Regions from separate parts of the Homo sapiens genome. Here regions 2, 3 and 4 are each linked to region 1. Evidence: chromatin contacts called from ENCODE Hi-C or POLR2A ChIA-PET data. All regions are on one chromosome and are shown on one strand. Each heading gives the region's core, a stretch centred on a gene start or an enhancer-like site at or near the end of the contact. The rest is flanking DNA. Distances are from core to core; before and after follow the strand shown.

Region 1 (3,211 bases), core at 281-2,780:
ATCTAGGATTGTTATGAGTGAATTTTTGTGCTCCCTTCCACCCAGTTCATAGGTTGAATGCCTAACCTCCAGTATGATGATTAGGAGGTGGGTCCTTTGGGAGGTAATTTGGTTTAGATGAGGTCATAAGGGTGGAGACCCCACGATGGGATTCATGCCTTATAAGAAGAGACTCTAGAGAGAAGTCTCTAAGAGCGTACAGTGATAAGATGGCTGTTTGCAAGCCAGAAAGTGGGGCCTCAACAGGAATCAAATCAGCCTGCACCTTGATTTTGTTCTTCCAGCATCCAGAATTATGAGAAATAAATGTCTGTTGTTTAAGTACCCAGCACGAGAAGACTAAGACAAATACTCAGAGCAGAATTTTCAAGAGAAGCAAAGCATTCCTGTCCTTTGAAGTTCCCATCTGTTTCCCAGCTATATAAACACCGCAGAGTGCATGATAAGTATGTTTGCTGCGTGAATGCAAGAACCCTCCTCTGGGAAAAGTCACAAACAAGCTACTTCACCCATTGCCTGACACAAAGGCAGCTTCCCCCTTGAATAATCTGGGATTGAAAATGAGTTCATTCAGCTATAAGCTCACCGAACGAACACCAAATTCAGCAACTGTGAGCAGTGCACTCTGTCCCTGCCCTTAATAAGTGAACAACCCAACTGTCTTCTAGAAGGGTTGATCACTTTGTAATTTTGTAATGGAAACCCTCAAAGGAGACCTCCAATAATGAGAACTTCTTTGTCTTTAGCATGGCCTGGGCCACTCACCCCATAGAGCATGAAGCTCTCATAGGTCTTCAGATTGGCGATGGGAGAACGTGACTTTGAGCTTTCAGCTTTTTATCTCTCTAAAATAGGACAGAAAATTTCAGCTCTGATATTCTCTGTGGGATTCCAGAACAACTTCCTTGAGTCTCAGTTTCCCCATCTGCAAAAAGAAAATAGTCACAGCACCTACTACCTCATAGGTTTCTGATAAGGATGGAATGAGTAATGCCTATGAGAGTGCCTTGCCAAATGTGCTACAGGTGTCGTTTGTGTGTTTTAGGGCCAAAAACCCACTTTGAAGCACGGACCCTTCATGGAAATTGCCCTTAACTGATTGGATGACCGTGGGCCAATTAAATGAACTCACAGGGCCTCAGTTTCCTCTTCCATGAGGGGTCATTTTGAGGTCTTTCAAAGGGTTGTGAGAATCAAAAGAAGGGCGCCCAGCACCACGCCCGCCGCGCACACACATGGCGTTCAGTAAGTGGTTCTCTCCCCTGCACCGCGTCTAGACCTCGTTTCTCCACAGAGAGTGGGTGGCAGGAATTTTCCAAATCGGCTCGATGTCCCCACTCCATCGCTTCATGCACTGGCCCAGGACACACCCATAGTTTGGCGAAGTGCAGACTTGGAGAAACTTGGGGGAGAACGGAACCCAAGGCCCAGCCCCGCGCACGCGCGCCGCAGCCTTCGCCCAGAGCAGCGTCTGCTAGTTACCTTTCACCTACTTCGCTGCGACTCGCCGCGCGGGGTAACTCGAGGTCAGACTCGGGGCCCCGCGCGCTTGCGCGCCGCCCGCTGCCCGCCGCCCGCCGCGGCTGGGAGTCCGGAGGTTTCATCTTGTGATGGTTTCGGTTCGGCTCTCAAATGGAGGGTGTGAGCTTTGCAGACGTGCCCTAATTCTGGGTCTGGCGGGGCGACATTGGGCCCTCTGAGCTGCCACCCTGGCCCTGACGCCCCATTACTCCTCGTTCCTTCCTCCCCCCATCTGTTGTCACGCTCTCCCTTTTCCCACAGCTGGCCCCTATTCAGCTGTGCCGATTGCCCCACATCCCTTCTTCCTGCAAAAGGCAGATGGGAAGGGAGCTCTGTCTGGCCTATTCCGGACAGAGCTCCGGGCTTCCGAGTGGAGCATGAGCCCGCGGAAGAGCCACGTGGGTGCAAACTAAATGTTCCCATTCTTGCTGGGGAGGGGCCGGACTTAAAGACCAGGTTTCAAATGAGAAGGCGCACATTTTCTGGTTTTTGTCTTCCAGATGGCTACGTTGAAGACAGCTGGGGCTGCCGCACGCCTCGGGGTTACTGTCGGGCACCCGGCGGGCGGGGCCGGCGCTGGGGCGGGGGAGGGCTTCCTCGCCCTCAGAAACCACATTCGCAGAAACGTTTTTAACTGGCAAGGTTTCGAGTTCCCAACCACAGCACCCTCAGTGATGGTTTTCAGAAGACCTTGTTAGCTCCTCTCCTCCAGAGACCCATCCTTCGCTGACATCCCACCGATTTGGGAGCAGGAAAAAACAGACTCCTGCAAAATACCTCTTCTTCCAGTGCCCTGTACCCCTCTCTACTTACTTCGAGTCCCTGCAGTCCAGCAACAACCCCAAACGAGTGAAGGGAGGAGACATAGGTTTGTCCAGGCTCTGCCACCGACGGGTGATTTGGGATGAGTCCTTCTCCAGTATCATTATCTTCAACTGTAAAACATGAGGGTTAGTCCGAATGATCTCCAAACGCTTCAGCATTAAAGTTAGGTGATGAATCCTAAGATTTTGCAGTTCTATAATGTCACATCTCCTCCGTTTCAGAGAGGGCCCGCAGGGAATCTTGTTAAGGATAACTGCCATCGAAGTTACAAGTTTGTTCTGTGATTGAAGAGTTTCAGGTCTTCTAGATTTCTTTGGCATGACGCATAACTATTTCAAGATACTAACATTTGGGCAGGGCGTGGTGGCTCAGGCCTGTAGTCCTAACACTTTGGGGGGCCGAGGCGGGCAGATCACCTGAGGGTAGGAGTTAGAGACCAGTCTGGCCAACATGGTGAAACCCCGTCTCTACTAAAAATACAAAAATTAGCCGGGCGTGGCGGTACATGCCTGTAATCCCAGCTACTCAGGAGGCTAAGGCAGAAGAATCGCTTGAATCCAGGAGGCGGAGGTTGCAGTGAGCTGAGATCACGCCACTGCACCCCAGCCTGGGCAACAGAGGGAGACTCCTTCTGAAAAAAAAAAAAAAAAAAAGATACTAACATTTAAGGTTAAGAATGTAGGTCATTTCCCCAGAGGACTAACAGACTCGAGGGCACACACCCCAAATTTTATTTCTTTGACTCTGTCATTGCCCCCAGAACAGTATATAATGTAGCCAATTGTTGTGGATTTATTGTTAATGAATAAAATAAAATTTGTGACTAGCAGGGATAGGGGTCCTATGCTGTCATTTTAATATGAAT
Region 2 (3,211 bases), core at 256-2,755, 120 kb before region 1:
CACTGCCCTCCCACCCTATCCTGTCCTAAGCCGGCTCTTCCAAGGCAGTCAGGGGTCATGTCTCTTTCACTCAGGCCCATGATTGACACTCAGTACAGGCTGGGAAAATGGACATCAGACTGTCAGAGGCAGCAGTTTGCTGGATGAAGCTAGTCCGAGGCATACTGCAGGGGCCCAGGGCACTGCTGGACAAGTCAGAGTGGCTGTGAGCTGGCATTTGTACAGAGATTCCAAACTGCTAAGGAGACCCCTGTTGTTGGCTGGGCTCCTCCCTGTCTGGCAAGAGCTAACCTTCCACCTCAGAAAGCATTATGGTGCCAGAGAGCTCTCTTGGCAGACCTTGGATGAATTATTTACTCTCTCCTTGTTGAGTGAATGCAGGCACATTTGAGGCTCCTCTAAAGATGCTTGATCCAGAATTCTAGCCTTAATGGTGGTGGGCTGCAGAGAAAGAGAAAATAAACCAATGTCCCCACCCTTGGCCAGACTTCCTGCCATATCTTTAGGGGGGGCATTTTGTTCTCTTTGACTCACCTTTGCCCACAGCTCCCTGCACTGTCCCCCAACTCCAACTCCACTTAAAAGGGACATTTTGGCCAGGAGCGATGGCTCATGCCTATAATCCCAGCACTTTGAGAGGCCAAGGTGGGCGGATCACTTGAGGTCAGGAGTTCTAGGCCAGCCTGGTCAACAGGGTGAAATCCCATCTCTATTAAAAATACAAAATCAGCTGGGTGTGGTGGCGCGTGCCTGTAATCACAGCTACTTAGGAGGCTGATGCAGGAGAATCACTTGAACCCGGGAGGTGGAGGCTGCAGTTAACCGAGATTGCACCACTGCACTCCAACCCCGGGCAGACAGAGCAAGACTCTGTCTCAAAAAATAAAAAATAAAAAAACAAACCGGACATTTCACGTTTTCTTGTTGGGGCACAATTTGTTGCTCCTCTCTCCTCCTTTACACCTCACCATGCAGCTCCTGTGTCATAATCTTACACATTCTTCTGTCTGCATTCCCTCAGCATTGGAAAACTCTGAGATGAGAACCAAGAGCAATGGTTTACTGGACACTGCAGCAGCTTTAAGCAGCATTTGTTGAAAAGCACACACTGGGTACTTTCCAATACCTCGGCTCACTTCTGGGTGGTCTTTGTTAAGAGAAGCGGCTTCTAGCCTTGCTGGGTAACACATCTTCCTTCTCAGGTTCCCTGAACAAATGAAGCAATTGAAGCAACTGGAAATAGCAGCTACTGGCGTGGGAACACACATGGCATCTAACACTCATCCTGACAGAAGAGTCATGTGGCCGAGTTTCTCCAGGCCTCACCCACCTGTGAGTGTCACTGTTGGGGTCATATTAGGGGCAATGGCCTGTCATTGCTGACCCTTGCCCCTGAGACTTTGTCCCCAGGAGCATTTTGCAGCCACTCACAAGTACTCCTGTTACACTTCCTCTCTCCCCCACATTGGCAATGTCTCCAGGTCACCTGACAACTCCAGGGGAAGGTGCAGCAAATGCCTTATATGCTGTATCTGCATGGAGAATGTGTTCCCCTGGTGAGGAAACTCTTCAGGTGATTAAATGGTGACAAATGCTCTGGAATTCTCCCTGTGCTGGGAAGACAGCATGTGCCTTCACCTCCACCTCCCTTTCTGCATTTTAGTTTGTCAGCAGGCCTGAAAGCGGCAGTGGTAACATCGCCCTTTGAAAACAGTGAGGAGCCCCTCTCTCTGCTGAGTTATTATTTTTTTATGTGTTTTTTTGAGACAGAGTCTCACTCTGTCACCCAGGCTGGAGTGCAATGGCGCGATCTTGGCTCACTGCAAACTCCACTTCTCAGGTTCAAGTGATTCTCCTGCCTCAGCCTCCCAAGTAGCTGGGATTACAGGCGAGTGCCACCATGCCCAGCTAATTTTTTTTTTTTTTTGTATTTTTAGTAGAGACGGGGTTTCGCCATGTTGGCCAAGCTAGTATCAAACTCTTGACCTCAGATGATCCACCCCCCTTGGCCTCCCAAAGTGCTGGGATTACGGGCATGAGCCACCACGCCCAGCCTCTTTGCTGAGTTCTGACTTCCGTCCACAGAGCCAGGTTAGGCATAGATATCTGAAGCTTCCCACATGCTGCCCAGCCGTCTTTGCGTCTTTTTCTGGCATGTGAGCCAAACCACTTCCTCATCCTCACACGGAGTGACACCCAGAAGCCCCACAGACCAGGTCATCAAACACACCCAGGCATGGCTGCAGCCCAGTGCAGACTCAAGTTGAGACACCATTAAAATAAATGTTTTTCTAGCTCTTTAAAGTTTACAAAACCCGTGCATATACATGACTTCCACTTAATCCTTGAAACAGCCCTTTGAAGTTTGGGTTGTCTTTATTCTCATTTTATAAGGAGTAAAACTGAAGTTCAGGAAGGTTAGAAAAGGCAGACATGACTATTTAGTAAGTGACAGAGCTAGGGATTTTCAGTCCTGTCATATGGAACCCTAGGTTCCCTGTGTGATAAGATTACAAACCTGAGACTTAGTTAAGGGAGACGTAGATCAAGTAGCAACAGCTGTGCCTTCAGACCTGTAGTTCAAGGCAGCTGGCATCACCCAGAGGCAATTAAACTCTCGGATAGAGTGATAATTAGAATTGGGCTATCCAGGCAAAAATAGCCATGGTCCCTTCTCAAGAAGTTTAGGAGACTTTTCTTTTCTTCTAGATGTTCCTCTTTTTCCCTCTGTGCTCCACAGCACTTGGATGGGACTTCTCACAGAGTTATTTCTGTGAATCTCCCATCGTGCTTGTTCTACTGTAGGACCCTTGAAGCCAGAGACTATGCTATGAACATAGGAGGTACTCAATAAATGTTAGTGGAATGAAGGGCTGTTTCTTAATGTCACTCCATTAGACCTCTAAGTAGGAAATTTAACTGTAGTCATTTCTTTCCCATGAGCACCTCCACCAGAGAGTGGGCATGCACGGTGCACAGTAAAGCAGAATAAGTCAACCCTATTGACTTCCTGCCTCAGTTTCCATGCCTTTATGTTGCCCAGCTGCTTCCCTTTGGGTCCACTGATGCATCTCACTTTCAGCTGCCACCCTCCCACCCCAGCTTCTGAGTCTGAACAAATTCAGGCAGGAAGTAGATTAACCACCTCAGTGCCTCTGGTGGGACTTGGTGCGCAGTCATCCACTGAAACTTGGAGGTTGTTAGTCCAGTA
Region 3 (3,211 bases), core at 183-2,682, 85 kb after region 1:
TTCTATAAATATTCACAAATACCTAGGATGGGATGACTGGGTCATATAATAGTACTGTATAACCTTAGCAGAAACTGTCAAACTATTTTCCAAAGTGGCTCTTCCATTTTACAATTCCACAGTGTATTGAGTCCCAGTGTCTCCATACACATGCTAGCACTTTTAATATTTAATTTAGTGGGTATGTAATGATATCTCATTGTGGTTTTAATTTGCATTTCTCTGCAGCTAATGATGAGTGTTTCTGCTTATTTGGGAAGGTTTTAATTTAGCAGTCTGTTGTATTCTGTAGATATTAATAACTTCAAAATATCAGTGGCATTTGCAGTTAAAATTTCCTTAAAAAATTGGCCAAAGGTTTCCAGCAGTCACTTCTGCCATGCCCAAACTGTATGAAACAAGGCTGAGGTGTGGAGATTGTCACATTTTGGCAAGGAGTGATCCACTTGGGTGACTGATGAGACCCAGAGAGCGTACGCCTCGGGCTTGAGGGTGAGGACGGGCGGGAAGTCGACTGCATGGCCCTGCTGGCCTTGGGAGGCTGCCCAGTCCTTAGCTAAAGCTGGCAGTTATGGGAAACAGACTTAGATTCTATTACGTTTTTCAGGATGTCCCAGGAGTCACCTGGGAAGCTCAGCAGTCCTTTGTGACTTTCAAGCATATGGTAGAAGCTGCTGAACACAGAGCTCCCTCTTTGGGGATAATTTGCCCAAATCATTTAATCAGGCTTGAGAAATGAGTTACCACAGGTCCAGGAGTGCTGCCACCCTTGAATTCTGACACCCTATTTCTCCTATCCGTCTCTTAATTAATTAAGCAGACATCCCCAAGTGCTTACGACAAGCCAGGACCCTTTTGCATACTAAGGAAAACAGGGATGAAGGAAACAGAAATGGTCTCTGCTCTGACTCAGAAGGTAGAAATCCTCTTTCCCAGCCAAGTCTTCCTAGGGAGCACGTAGGAAGGGCTCTGAACCCACGTGTCAGTTGCAGGGGAGGATATCAGGAAAGGACATTGAAGAAGTGGAGACCTAAGTTTGAGACCTAGGCATTAGCCAGGCTAGCAGTGCTTGAAAAAGTGTCTTAGGACAAGAGAACTCACCAGTGAAGTCCCAGTGGTAGGAGAGCGTGCAGCATATTCTGAGCCTGTATACACATCTCCAGGGCATTGCTTAGCAGGTGGGGAGTGGCAAGAGAGTAGGCTGGAGTCACAGAAGGGAGGCCAGGTAGACCTTGGTGAGCACTGGACTCTATGTTCAGGTGCTGAGGAGCTGGCAAAAGGTTTTAAGTCGGGGAGAGGCATGTTCAGATATTTGGTCTAGCTGAGTAACTTTGGGTGCTCTGTGACAAATGGTTGGGAGACCAGTGAGGTGGCAGTTGCGGTCATCTAGGAGCAGGATCAGAGTGGCCTATTGACTGGGATGACTGTGAAGTGGGATCCTTTCCAGCCAGTAACTGGAAATGTGTATGAGGGCAGAAGTGAGTGTACTGCATTTGAAACATTGAGAAATCTAGTACATAGTACTGTCTCTTTTATATCTTTTTTTTTTTTTTTTTTGATTTTGGTTTGTTTGTTCACTAACTTGGAAAACTGATGTGGAAATGTCCCTTTGGCTTCAGTTACCTGAGCAGAAGGGGCCGGGCATTGCCAAACTCTCCTCTTAGGACAGAATTGCTCCCAGTATTGATCATTGTGTTCTGAGTTGGGGGAGCAAATTGTGCAGGAGGCCAGGTCAGTGCCAAGGTGGGTGGGAGGAATTGGAGCAGGAAGCTTGCCTAAGTGTGCCCAGCAAAGCCACGGTAGAACTTTCTACTGTGGCTCTATGCTACTTCTTAGCAACCTTCTCCATGTGCTTCCTGGAGAGTCCTTGGAGTCAGAACCTTTTTCTTGAAACCCAGACACTTTACTTCCAAGAAAATGCTGTCCAAGAAAACTCATCCTTCCCTTCTTCTCATGAACGTTGTGTAGAGGTGTGTCTTCTCTTCCTTTGAGCTTTTCCACTCAGGGTTTAGGGGAGGTGATATTCTATATTTGGGTTTGGCTCTGGGTACTGCAACACTAGGCTATTAAGATTTCATCCTTACTGCTTTGCCCCTCCTATCTTTCCAGAAACCCACAATGGATTTGCTAGAAATAATGGAACGTCCTGTTTGGACAGGATATAACCATTTCTCAGCTAGAGGATATTGTTGGAATGAAGAAAGATAAATGGGGAGAAGGGAACTCACATTGCTTTGGCACTTAAATTAAGCCATGTACTGTGTTGGGAAATTATTTATATTATCTCGTTGAATCCACAGTAGAACACAGTTGAACACCATACAAGGTAAGTATTGTCATCCTTATTTTACCATGAGGAAATTGATGCTTAGAGAGCATAAAGCCTTGGCCAGGGGCACATAGTTGGGAAGCCGGGGCTAATTCATGCCTGGGCTCTTTCTGATAGTTTTCCTTTTTTAATTGTCCCCTCCTCATTGTTACCTTGGGGATTTCAAGAGATTCATGTAGCTTCTAAATCAACGAACTGATTCCTGGAGAGCAGCTTCTGTATGAGAAAAATCTAGCTAATTATTTATTTCAGTGTCTCTGGAATGCAAGCTCTGTCCTGAGCCACTTAGAAAACAATTTGGGATGACAAGCATGTGTCTCACAATGCTGCTCTGGTTGCCAGTGCTGTGCTGCCAGTTGTCATCTTTGAACAAACTGATGCAGTGCTGGTTTAACTCTTCCTCTTTTTGGAGTAAGAAACTTTGGAGGCCTGTGTCCTTCTAGAAGTTTGCTGAGCAAATGGTAAGGAAAAGAAATAGGTCCTAAGGCTTGACTATTTCAGAGAATTTCTTGATTTATTGGACTGTCAATGAATGAATTGGAATACATAGTGGTAGGCTGTCTTTTCTTCTCAGACACTGCAATTTCCTCCAATCTCTTGACTTTTCTAGAAGTTTTAATCCAAGTCCTTGTTGGGTGGTAGATAAAAGGGTATTGTTCTACTAGAGACTGACCTTGGCATGGAGATCTCATTTGGACTCACAGATTTCTAGTCTAGCGCTTGGTTTTGTATCCATACCTCGCTACTGCATTCTTAGTTCCTTCTGCTCCTTGTTCCTCATGCCCAGTGTCCCACCCTACCCTTGCCCCTACTCCTCTAGAGGCCACAGTGATTCACTGAGCCATTTCATAAGCACAGCTAGGAGAGTTCATGGCTACCAAG
Region 4 (3,211 bases), core at 229-2,728, 73 kb before region 1:
CAAGTGTGGTCCTTCCCATTGCAGGAGCTCCTTTTTTTTTTTTTTTTTAAGATGGTGTCTCACGCTGTCGCCCAGGCTGGAGTGCAATGGCGCGATCTCGGCTCACTGCAACCTCCGCCTCCCGGGTTCAAGCAATTCTCCTGCCTCAGTCTCCCGAGTAGCTGGGATTACAGGTGCCTGCCACCATGCCCAGCTATTATTTGTATTTTTAGTAGAGAACAGGTTTCGCCATGTTGGCCAGGCTGGTCTCGAACTTCTGACCTCAGGTGATCCGTCCATCTCCTCCCAAAGTGCTGGGATTAAAGCATAAGCCACCATGCCCGGCCTGCAGGAGCTCTTAACACCTGTGCGGAGAAGGCTGGGCACCTTGCGACTGAGCAGCAGATGTGTCTCATGAAGGGAAGCCAGCTTTAGCTGTGGAGCAAATGCTGAGTGCCAGGCTGGGGAAGGTGGGACAAGAAGAAGGTGAGAATTGAAGGATCATGGAAGCCTGTTTCTCAGAAGACCTGGATTCAAGTCTAAGTTCTCCTTACTTATTAGCTTTGTGGACTTGGGTAAATCATTAAGCCTCTGAGTTGTTTGCCCCTCTGTGGAATGAGGGAGATAAGGATAGTGGCTACTGTTTGTTAAGGGCTCTCTATGAATTAGGTGCTGCAGTCAGCGTGTACTAAACATTATGTACAAGGTAATTCCCATAAAAGACTGAACCCAGTGCCAGAAACACGGTCAATGTGCACTATATGGCAGCTGTTAATGTTTTGTTGATCCTCCTAACAATCCCCTGATTAATAATAACCACAGAAATAATAATAGTTGCTAGCATTTATGGAGCACTTTGTATGCATCCAGCCATTGTTTTGAGTGCTCTAGGTGTATTAACTTATTTAATTTTCCCAGCTATCCCATGAGGTTGGTTCTATTTTTAACCTCATTGACATGTGAGAAAATTGAAGCACAATTAAGTTAAATGCATTGCCCAAGACACGTGACTAGAAATTGACAAACAGCTAGAAAGCAGAAGAGGTGTTCTTATTGTTGCCCATTTCACAAGGACAGTAACTAAGGCACAGAGAGGCTGAGCAGCGTGCCCATGGCTGGGGTCGGCAGGACTCTCCTCTGGGTTTTTGGGCAGATGAAATGATATAATGGATGGGAAATGGCTTTGTGAACTGTCCTTCCGACTGTTTCAGCCGGCAGTGAGTAAGCTTTGCATGTTCTGTTTTTTCTAATCTAGTTGCATCAGCTGGTCTGAGAGCCAGGGGCCTTTAGGAGGACCTGCCTGGACTTAGCTTGTCATTGGATAGGTGCTTTGTGTGTAGGTCCTGGACTTACATCCCCTCGGGACAGCCTAGGAGCCGTGGCTTGTCTGACTTCAAAGCCGTTGCCAGCTGGGAGGCTTTGGGAGGAGCCAGCTGGCAGCTGGCCACCATCATGTGCAGCTGGGGTTACCAGCAGTCACTCTCCGGCCTTCCCCCAACCACACTCACTGTCTCCAGTGGCTGATTCCCAGACACACCCAAGACAGCAGTCAGCCAGGCAGGGGGAAGAGCAGCTCGAGGCTCCTAATGGAGTGGCGCTAATCAGGGAAAAAGGGAGCCTCTTTTTGCTCCCTTCCCCACTATGCTTCTGGCATAACCCCTCTCCCACAGGGCTCCTCAGGCATGACATCCTAGAAATTCCTGGGTGCATTCCTTCTTCCCAGTTACGTACTTTCCAAAATGGAGTAGGTAGGGCTACTGGGTCTTTGGGGAGGGGTCAGTGTTACATGCCTCTAGGGCTCTCTCCTCACTTCACTGGGAGATCCTCCAGCAGGGGTAGGATCTCCCCTCTCCTGAGCCAGCATCGGGCAGGGCCTGGGAAGGTGTTCAGTATTGTCACGTTTCTGGAGGGAAGGCCAATTCAGCTATCGGGTTGGCACTTGGGTGCTGTGTGTGGTGATGGTGATGGTGATGGTGGCAGCTTGTGTGTGTCTGGAGGAGGGAGGAAGTTTGGTGGGGGAAGGGAACCAGAGGCAGCTGAGGCTGAAAGGGCTGAGATGCGGGGGCTCTCGCCTGCTGGTGTGGCAGGAAGGGCTTGGGCTCCATACACACATAGATGTGGCCTTGACTCCTCACCTCATCACGCACTGTCTGAATGAGGTGTTCATCTCATGCGATTCTTCCCCTGGGCCTCTTTGTTTATGAAGGGAATGGGGGAAGGTAAAAACCAGACTTCAGTTTGGTTTCTGTCTGGCAGTAATGACTAAGCTCTCTTTTTTCCTGATTAGTCTTAGGCAAATGTCTGTACAAGAATTATTTTCTTACGAGGATCACACAGTCCAGTGTAACATGAAATTCCTCCAATTAAAATGACTTTGCCTCTCCATGTTGTGAAATATTAACCTTGACATTATTGTGCTAATAGTACATGCTCCTATTCTCAGATCCTATTTTCACTTCGAAGGTACTCTGAGTCCATCAAGATGGACTAAACTTTTCTATATATCAGCTCTATGATCCCCAGGTCTTCCCTGAGAGGAGCTGGGGGTAAGATGGAGAATCTCAGTTCATCTAGCCAAAAATATTTGTTCCTTTCACTTCCCTTAAAGAATTTTACAGTTCAGGAATCACTTCCACATGCTTTATGGGAAATCTTTTTTTTTTTTTTTTTTTTTGAGATGGAGTCTCGCTCTGTCGCCCAGGCTGGAGTGCAGTGGAGCGATCTCGGATCACTGCAAGCTCCGCCTCCCAGGTTCACCCCATTCTCCTGCCTCAGCCTCCCAAGTAGCTGGGACTACAGGCGCCCGCCACCACGCCCGGCTAATTTTTTGTATTTTTAGTAGAGATGGGGTTTCACCATGTTAGCCAGGGTGGTCTCGATCTCCTGACCTCCTGATCCGCCCGTCTTGGCCTCCCAAAGTGCTGGGATTACAGGCGTGAGCCACCGTGCCCGGCCTTTTTTTTTTTGAGATGGAGTCTCACTCTGTCGCCAGGCTGGAGTGCAGTGGCACGATCTCAGCTCACTGCAACCTCCGCCTCCCGGGTTCAAGCGATTCTCCTGCTTTAGCCTCCCGAGTAGCTGGGACTACAGGGGTGCGCCACCACGCCCAGCTAATTTTTGTATTTTTAGTAGAGACGGGGTTTCACCATGTTGGCCAGGATGGTCTCCATCTCTTGACCTCGTGATCCACCCCCCTCAGCCTCCAAAAGTGCTGGGATTACAGGCGTGAGCT

Evidence for each region. A loop is a pair of places that touch in the nucleus more often than their neighbours do. ChIA-PET counts read pairs that join two places held with the same protein, here RNA polymerase II (POLR2A). Pooled maps may share reads with other maps.
Region 2: a map of gastrocnemius medialis shows a loop between it and region 1 (5-fold over the local background). The contact joins the enhancer-like site here to the promoter of CT70 in region 1. A Hi-C loop is called at or near these places in 12 of 168 maps with a recorded cell type or tissue (CD4-positive, alpha-beta T cell, CD4-positive, alpha-beta memory T cell, CD8-positive, alpha-beta T cell and 6 more), 18 of 37 single-sample maps with no recorded cell type and 19 of 50 pooled maps. POLR2A ChIA-PET finds 5 or more read pairs at or near these places in 10 of 52 experiments (CD4-positive, alpha-beta T cell, CD4-positive, alpha-beta memory T cell, H1 and 7 more).
Region 3: a loop to region 1 is called in a pooled map, with 2.5 times the contacts of the local background. The contact joins the enhancer-like site here to the promoter of CT70 in region 1. A Hi-C loop is called at or near these places in 2 of 50 pooled maps. POLR2A ChIA-PET finds 5 or more read pairs at or near these places in 2 of 52 experiments (WTC11 and naive thymus-derived CD4-positive, alpha-beta T cell).
Region 4: a map of breast epithelium shows a loop between it and region 1 (13-fold over the local background). The contact joins the enhancer-like site here to the promoter of CT70 in region 1. A Hi-C loop is called at or near these places in 41 of 168 maps with a recorded cell type or tissue (CD14-positive monocyte, Caco-2, HepG2 and 30 more), 8 of 37 single-sample maps with no recorded cell type and 42 of 50 pooled maps. POLR2A ChIA-PET finds 5 or more read pairs at or near these places in 20 of 52 experiments (A549, AG04449, AG04450 and 16 more).

What each region holds. Positions count from the first base shown.
Region 1 is chr9:104,990,114-104,993,324 of GRCh38, reverse strand. It overlaps CT70 (cancer/testis associated transcript 70), which reads left to right and starts at 1,530. Exons shown (of 4, transcript NR_184160.1): 1 at 1,530-1,639; 2 at 2,022-2,508. RefSeq lists a silencer at 1,977-2,246 and an enhancer at 1,181-2,380.
Region 2 is chr9:105,114,450-105,117,660 of GRCh38, reverse strand. The region is part of intron 1 of LOC105376197 (a long non-coding RNA gene); the gene reads right to left. Among named protein-coding and RNA genes, the nearest start is that of CT70, 120 kb to the right of the region's middle. Within about 2 kb of position 1,505, at least 6 of the 41 ENCODE cell types and tissues checked have a DNase peak (open chromatin) inside an H3K27ac peak, as active enhancers do; they include PC-9, gastrocnemius medialis and psoas muscle, where a contact is called at or near this core.
Region 3 is chr9:104,905,097-104,908,307 of GRCh38, reverse strand. All of the region lies in intron 1 of ABCA1 (ATP binding cassette subfamily A member 1), which reads left to right. Among named protein-coding and RNA genes, the nearest start is that of ABCA1, 21 kb to the left of the region's middle. Within about 2 kb of position 1,432, at least 10 of the 41 ENCODE cell types and tissues checked have a DNase peak (open chromatin) inside an H3K27ac peak, as active enhancers do.
Region 4 is chr9:105,062,903-105,066,113 of GRCh38, reverse strand. No RefSeq gene overlaps it. Among named protein-coding and RNA genes, the nearest start is that of CT70, 73 kb to the right of the region's middle. Within about 2 kb of position 1,478, at least 30 of the 41 ENCODE cell types and tissues checked have a DNase peak (open chromatin) inside an H3K27ac peak, as active enhancers do; they include CD14-positive monocyte, IMR-90, PC-3 and 16 more, where a contact is called at or near this core.